Linked DNA regions of Homo sapiens: regions 1 and 2 are each linked to region 3. A link is an interaction called in ENCODE POLR2A ChIA-PET data of the cell type or tissue named here. Cell type or tissue: HepG2. All regions are shown on one strand.

The links. Peaks named below come from ENCODE experiments on the same cell type or tissue, not always from the same donor. Only the 100,000 strongest peaks of a DNase experiment are listed, where the experiment ranks them.
Region 1: POLR2A ChIA-PET joins it to region 3 with 6 read pairs; 2 of 35 experiments call an interaction of 5 or more read pairs at or near these places.
Region 2: POLR2A ChIA-PET joins it to region 3 with 7 read pairs; 2 of 35 experiments call an interaction of 5 or more read pairs at or near these places.

The regions. Positions count from the first base shown.
Region 1 is chr14:77,207,340-77,209,839 of GRCh38, reverse strand. The region is part of intron 1 of TMEM63C (transmembrane protein 63C); the gene reads right to left. Among named protein-coding and RNA genes, the nearest start is that of TMEM63C, 27 kb to the right of the region's middle. In HepG2, no CTCF peak of the experiment used is centred here; a DNase peak (open chromatin) is centred at 979.
Region 2 is chr14:77,345,478-77,347,977 of GRCh38, reverse strand. TMED8 (transmembrane p24 trafficking protein family member 8) reads left to right here. Exons shown (of 6, transcript NM_213601.3): 3 at 1,500-1,629. Among named protein-coding and RNA genes, the nearest start is that of GSTZ1, 26 kb to the right of the region's middle. In HepG2, no CTCF peak of the experiment used is centred here; a DNase peak (open chromatin) is centred at 1,297.
Region 3 is chr14:77,497,437-77,499,936 of GRCh38, reverse strand. It overlaps ISM2 (isthmin 2), which reads left to right and starts at 1,121. Exons shown (of 7, transcript NM_199296.3): 1 at 1,121-1,284. The coding sequence starts at 1,144. RefSeq lists an enhancer at 438-497 and silencers at 868-1,057, 1,328-1,537, 1,578-1,637. In HepG2, no CTCF peak of the experiment used is centred here; DNase peaks (open chromatin) are centred at 846 and 1,116; H3K4me3 peaks cover 2,085 bases.

The DNA.
Region 1 (2,500 bases), 290 kb after region 3:
CTGGCCTGGCTACTTCCTCATGGTACCCTCTGTTCTGCCCCACTAGCCCCCTTATTCAGAGTTGCTTGCCCCACCCCTACACAGCTTGAGCCACTTCCTCCTGGACTTGGGTGAGCCTTGGTCTCATCAGCATTTAAAGCCCCTGAGTCCAGCTTATATTGTACTCCTCTGAACCCTCTTTCAGATTACCAGCCCTGTCTGAACCTTGTTCCCACCCTCTTTACACAGCTGGCCTTGCAACCACTGCCTGGGACCATCCTCTCATTTTCCCATGCACGTGAGCAGCCAGCTTACCAACAAATCCATGGGCTCTTTGATAGTAGGGACCATATCTTTCTCTTATACTTTTCATGGTTCTCCCAAAGACCATCACGTAGTAGGCCTCAATGAGAGACAGAAGGCCCTTTACCCAGAGACACACTCAAGGGTAGGAAAGAATAAAATGTAGGTGGTTTGTACACATTTGCACAGTGCACAGAGTACATGAATCCCAAATTTTTGCCCCCACATAGCGCACATTGGCTACCAAGTTTCCCTCCAGCAGTCGCTGCAGGGAGTGGAGGGAGCATACAGCTGCAGGTAAGGAGACTGGGTGTGAATCTGGCTCTATTGTTTATCAGCTGCTAGTTAACCTCTTGCTATTCAGTTTTTTCTTAAAGATCATATCTGTCCTGCCTATACCAGGGTGATTATGAGTGTTAGTTAAAGGGCATAGTGCATGGAGACTCTTTCTGTAAACTGTGCCACAAACTAAGTTGTTGCTTTTGCTGTCCTCTTCATAGGATCGAAGCCAGCCTTCCCCGAGAGGTCCCCAAACGTCCCTCCGCTGCAGTCACTCCTGAAGCCTCAGCATGGGGTGAGAGGATTGCAGTTCCACCTTCCATTGGGCCCACGATGCAAGCAGAGCAATGATCCCGCTGCCCCTGGCTGGGTCCAGCTGGGCTCTCAGCACCATGGACAGCACCATGCTGGGCAAAGGCATTTCTGCTTCTGCTGCTCTCTGCCAGGGCTCGTGGGCAGGGCCAGGCAATTCTCGCTGCTGCCCCAGCCCAAGAATAAGAATAACAGCTAACACTTATTGAGTGAGTTCTATATGCCAGGCCCTGTGCCAAGTCTCTTCAGGTGTCGACTGGGTTAAACCTATCAGGTTGCATATGGGACACGGTTGATACCCTCAGCATCCATTCCCACCTCTGTGCCTTCCTATATTGCAGAAGCTGGAAAGTTAAAAGGTACATTTCCAACACTCCCTTGCAGCTGGGGTTCTGGATACAGATTAGAGCTCTTCAATTAGACATGCTGGAGATAGATTTACAAGGCTGAAGGGAGGAGAGGGAGGAGGAGGCGATCTCCCTGGTGCTCAGGCCGTGTTCTGCTGACAAGCCATGCCGAGGACAGGAAGGGATTCTCTGCAGGAAGTTCAATGCCCAGTCTCTGGCTCCCAGGGAGGGGGTGGTGTGAGAGGCAATTGTGGCAAAAGCTGCAGCAGTTTTCTCATCCCTAGATAGCAGGTGAAAGGACGTGAACTCTGTGGCTCCAGTAATGGCCCTCCTGACTGGGTGAGGAGTAATTTGTCTGGAGGGACAGTTCTGCTCTGTTCTGAAGACCCAGCTTCTAATTCTTCCAGTGATTTCGAGACCCTGCGATTCCCTGTATGAATCAAGCTGACTACAGCATCATGTCCCAGTCCTGGTTTTGCTTAAGATTCCTAGAGTGTTTTTTGTTTCCTGTACAAAGACCAGGCAGGTTCTATTATTATCCCATCTTATGAATGAGGAATTTCAGGCCCAGAGAGGTTAAAAGACTTGCCCAGATCAGGGAGTTAGTACCGTGAAGTTAGGGCCTGAGCTGGGGGGCTGGTTCCACAGCCCCCTCCTGATCACTTTGCTATGTGCCACCCTCGAGGCAGAGAACGCTGATTCCAACAAGCAGGAATGAAGCTGCTAGGCTCAAGACAGAAGTACACTGAAAAAAGGAAAGGCTGATAGAGAATACTGGAACCACACTCCAGGCTCCTATGGGTGTAGCCCCTGAGGGGGCCTCAGGAGAAGAAAGGGGCAGGAAAGGACATGGGCATTTGTGATGGGCCAGGCCTTCTTATGGCTATCCCACTGAACATCGTTTATTCCTCACAAGCAACATGAGAGGTAGCAGCCTAAGAAGTAAGAGTCAGTATCCCCATCTTACACGTACAGAAACTGAGGCTCAGAGAGGTTAAGTAACTGGCCTAAAGTTACACAGCTGGAGAGAGACAAAGGCAGGATTAGAATCTAAGTGTCTGCCTCCACTACATCACGCAGCCTCCGAAGGCACAAGCCTTTGAAGGAACAGAGCAGCTTTGCCCAATTCCAGGAGGACTGTATTTCTGGGGTACAGGAGGATGGCCTCCCACATCTGTACTACATCTAAGGGACTCTCAGCTAAAGAGAAGGACCAGGCAGCTTCTATTTTTATCCCATCTTATGAATGAGGAATTTCAGGCCCAGAGAGGTTAAGAAAC
Region 2 (2,500 bases), 150 kb after region 3:
TCTTGAGAAAATGAGAATGAAAAAAGGGAAATAACATTTTAGTGTTATTATGAAACAGTTTGAACTTCATAGACTCCCCCGAAGGGCCCCTAGACCATACTTGGATAACTGCCATTCAAAAAAATCCATGTCACCTTTTATCAGCAACAGATTCCCAAAAGGCCTGGGTTATTTTGCTACAACCGTGGCACTAATTTTCTAGTTTTTGTGAGGCCAGGGGAAATGGAAGAGAGCATAAATCATTCCCTTGCATCTTTATAATCAACTATTCATGGCTGAGCACGGTGGCTCACGCCTGTAATCCTAGTACTTTGGGAGGCCGAGGCAGGCAGATCACCTGAGGTCGGGAGTTCAAGACCAGCCTGACCAACAACATGGAGAAACACTGTCTCTACTAAAAATACAAAATTAGCCGGGTGTCGTGGCACATGCCTGTGATCCCAGCTACTCGGGAGGCTGAGGCAGGAGAATTGCTTGAGGTTGTGGTGAGATGCATCACTGGTGCACTCTGCCAAAAAACAAACAACTATTCACATAGCTGTGTTTGAAGCCATTGGGATTGTTGATTAATGTGCTTTAAAAAGGAGAGAAAGTGATGACCCCTAGCACTGAACGGGGACAGGGTATGAAACGGATCTGCTGAAAGACTGCCTCAGGGATAACTGCAGAGAGGGTTGCCTTGATCATCATTTTGTACTTTGTTTTGGTGCCCAGTCTCCCTTAGGCAGACCTCCTCCTTTTGCTTCTAGCCAGTGGCTTTGTGTGTAGAACTGAACTGAGATTCTACCAATTCCTCGGTTAAAATTCTGTGGGCCCTGTGGGCCGCAGAGTGAGGAATAACATTGGAACTCACAGAAGCCGAGGGCAGGATGGTGGTTAATAGGTGTTGGGGCCAGGGGGTGGGATGGGGAGATGTTGGTCAAGTGGTATAAGGTGTTAGAAGGAGGAACAAGTTCTGGAGATCTTTGTACAACATGGTGACAATAGTTAATAACAATGTATACTTGAAAATTGCTAAGACAGTAGATTTTAAATGTTCTCACCACAAAAAGGAGTATGTGAGGGGATGGATATGTTAATTAGCTCAATTTAATCATTTTACAATGTGTACATATATCAAAACAGCACATTGTACACCATAAATATATACACTTTGTCAACTAAAATAAATAAATAAAAGAAACAACAATGACAAAAAAAAAAAAAAAAAAAAAAAACCAGACCAGCAGTCCATCTCAGATGATGGAGCTGTGTGTTTTCCATGGTTCTCCTAGCCTTTGACCTGGCCTTGTTAGTCTTTGTTTTCACACTGTCAACACTTTACTGTGGACCAATTCAGCCCTGGGCAGTGGTCGGCTAAGGTGACAGTAGAGCTAAATAAATGCCAGGGGCAGGTGGGGCAGGGGGTATCTCGAATGTTGTTTTATTTCAAAGTTTCTCCAGGATGATTGAGTCTTTTCAAAGAGTCCTTGAATTAACATGCTCTCTTCCTCTGAGAGGCCACAGATGGTATCTCCAGTGAGTAAGGATGCCACGGAAGATCTGCGGAAAGCAACTGGTCCTTTGGAGGCTCAGGCCTTGGTGAAACAGGATTTGCTGCCTGCAGACCAGGCCCAGGTCCTCAATGAGGTAGGGGGCAGATTCTGGCTCTTTCTTATGAAAGGAGGCACCAGAATGTGGACACATAGTGGTTGGGTTGGAATTAGAAAGCACTGCGAGGGTGGCTCCCGGAATTCTCTCTTTGCCCTCTAATTTAGGGCATCTTGGTCTTCATTATTTTTTGGAGAATGATTATTTGTATCTTCCACAGGGCCCATCATTGTACTGGCACCCAGTAGGCACCGATTCAGAAAACGAAGTGTTAGAGTGAATGTTCATGTGTTCTCTAAAATCCTCTTCATTGAGGAGCCTGAAGTCATTGGACTATTTTGCTCTTACTTTTCTTGTGGTAGATCTATTTAGTATTTATGATAAAGATTCCACAGAAGCTTTTTTTTTTTTTTTTTTTTGAGACAGGGTCTCCCTCTGTCGCCCAGGCTGGAGTGCAGTGGCACGATCTTGGCTCACTGCAACCTCCACCTCCTGGGTTCAAGTGATTGTCCCACCTCGCCTCCCGAGTAGCTGGGATTACAGGCACATGCCACCACACCCGGCTAATTTTTGTATTTTTAGTAGAGGCAGGGCTTCACCATATTGGTCAGGCTAATCTCGAACTCCTGACCTCAGGTGATCCACCCGCCTTGACCTCCCAAAGTGCTATGATTACAGATGTGAGCCACTGTGCCTGGCCTTGATTTTTTTTTTTTTTTTTTTTTTTTGAGACAAAGGTCTCACTCTGTCACCCGGCTTCAGTGCGATGGTGCAGTCATGGCTCACTGCAGCCTCAAAATCCTGGGCTCGAGTGATCCTCCTGCCTCAGCCTTCCAAGTAGCTGTATGGAAGTGATGGTGTAGTGGTGCCCCTGCCATGGAGGGATGGGGGCGGGATGGGGTTGTTTCTA
Region 3 (2,500 bases):
GGATGAAGTGGGCAGTTTCACTGTTTCACCCAGGATACAACTAGGCGACGACCAGACTCCCGGCTGTCCTTCTGGGACTTTATCCTCACATCTGAGTCTCAACTTTCTCCTGTTTTGTTTTCTGAGACAGGGTCGCACTCTGTCGCCTAGGTTGGAGTGCAATAGTGCAATCTCGGCTCACTGCAGCCTCTGCCTCCCAGGTGCAAGCGATTCTCCCACCTGTGTGTGGGCCAGGTGCGCCGGACCTCGGGGCTCCCACCCGCTGGGACTACGGGTGCGCGCTGCCACGCCCGGCTAATTTTTGTATTTTTAGTAGAGACGGGGTTTCACCTTGTTGGCCAGGCTGGTCTCAACTCCTGACCTCAAGTGATCTTCCTGCCTCGGCCTCCCAAACTGCTGGGATTACAGGCGTGAGCCACCGGCCGACTCTCCGGTTTTTAAAAGTGCTCTGAGAACATTCCGAGGACACTGGGTGCAGAATGGCAGGTGCTGGCTTGTGCCTCTGCTCTGGTCTCCACCTCCGGCAGTAGACTGGGAAGAGCCCTGGGGGAGTTACTTCTAGGCTTCCTCCCCAGCAAACCTTCCTCGAGGCATAACCAAACATCTGCCCGGCATCCGAAGACTCGCGCCACTCTCCCGTCGGGCTGCGCCTCCCTCGCCCGCGCGGCACCGCCGGTCCAGGTCGCAGTTGGAGCGCGGTCGGGGAGGGCAGAGGTGGCGTCGGACCCTCAGGGCCCCGCAGGAGTCGCAGCGCAGGGCCGGAGCGCGCCGGGCCGCAGCTTCCCGCGAACAGGAATTCGCTGGGGGCTGCGACGGCGACAGCGGCGGGGACTGAGGGCGGGGAGGCGGCCAGATCAAAGAGAGCCGCCCACAGGGTCAAGACGGGTCGGGGAGCGCCGAGGGGCCCCTCGGAGGAGGGTGGGGGACGTCCAGGTGCGCGGACCCTAGAGCTGTGCGGGCGCCCACGCGAGGAGCCGGGGCCAGAGAGGCTGTGCGAGCTGCGCGCCCCCGCCCCGCGCGGCCCCGTGCCCCGCGCGCCCCTCAGGATCGCCGGGTCCCGCCCCCGGAGGAGGCGAGGCGGGGCGCGACTGGGTTCGCGGCCGCGTGCAGAGGTGCAGGCAGAGCAGCCTCGGAACCGAGACGATGCGTGCGCTCCGCGACCGAGCCGGGCTCCTCCTCTGCGTGCTGCTGCTGGCGGCGCTGCTGGAGGCGGCGCTAGGGCTCCCCGTGAAGAAGCCGCGGCTCCGCGGACCACGGCCTGGGAGCCTCACGAGGCTCGCAGAGGTGAGTGGCGGCGGCACCGGGCTGCGGAGCGCGCTGTCGGTCCCACCTCCCCAGCCCGCCGGCTCCAGCCGTGCGGGGAGCGGGACCGGGACACACACAGGCAGCGACCCCCCGATGGAGAGAGGGGCCGGGGCCGGCCGGAAGCTCCCGGACACCGGGCGTTGCCCAGGTGCGCCGGACTTCGGGGCTTCCACTCCTCGCGCGTGACCGCGAGCCGGGCTGCCGCGGACCAGCCGGGTGACAAGTTTGACTTCTGTGCGGAGTGAGGTGGCCGACACTCCACGGTGGCCGGGCTTCCTCGCCCTGAGCGGACCTCGCCTGCAGCCCCCTTTCCAGGTGCGCGCTAGCTCGGAGAGGAGTCCCGCCGGTGCGAGGAATCTGGCGCTTTGCGGAGTGGCGGGCCAGGGCCGCTGAGGTTCAAACGGTCAGGTGAGCCCCTTCCATGAGACAAGCGGAGGCACAGTGGGGCTCTCCAGCCGCCGGCAGGGGTGGCCAGCCTGAGACTGGCTCTGTCCTCGTGGCCTGTGGGTGGGCATTGGGGTATAAAACAGGAATGAGATGGAAGAGTGGTGTTGGCCATGGAGAGAAGCCATGGTCTGTCAAACCCTGTGTCTTCCAGTCACTGAGGGGTCTACAGTCCAGCTTATTGCCCCCTGGAATGCAGCGGACGTTCATTCCCATGGGGACAAAGACAGCCAGACTTGTATTAGGGTATGCAGGAGCAGTCCTATGTGGCAGGTGGTCTTAGGTCTTGGGTCCTGGGTCCTTCCATGTACTAAGCTGTAGGAGGCCCGAATAGCTCTTCCCATCTTGCCGTTTTTCCTTCCTTCCTTCCTTCCTTCCTTCCTTCCTTCCTTCCTTCCTTCCTTCCTTCCTTCCTTCCCTCCCTCCCTCCCTCCCTCCCTCCCTCCCTCCTTCCTTCCTACTTTTTCTTTCTCCCTCTCTTTTATTTTATTTTTGGGACAGGATCTCTCTCTGTCACCCAGGCTGGAGTGCGGTGGTGTGATGATAGCTCACTGTAGCCTCAACCTCCCGGACTCAATCGATCCTCCAGCCTCAGCCTCCTGGGTACCTGGGAGCGCAGGCATGCACCACCACACCTGGCTAATTTTTTTTATTTTTTATTTTGTAGAGATGGGGGGGTCTCACTGTGTGTCCCAGGCTGGTCTTGAACTTCTGACCTCAAGCAATCCTCCTGCCTCAGCCTCCCATAGTG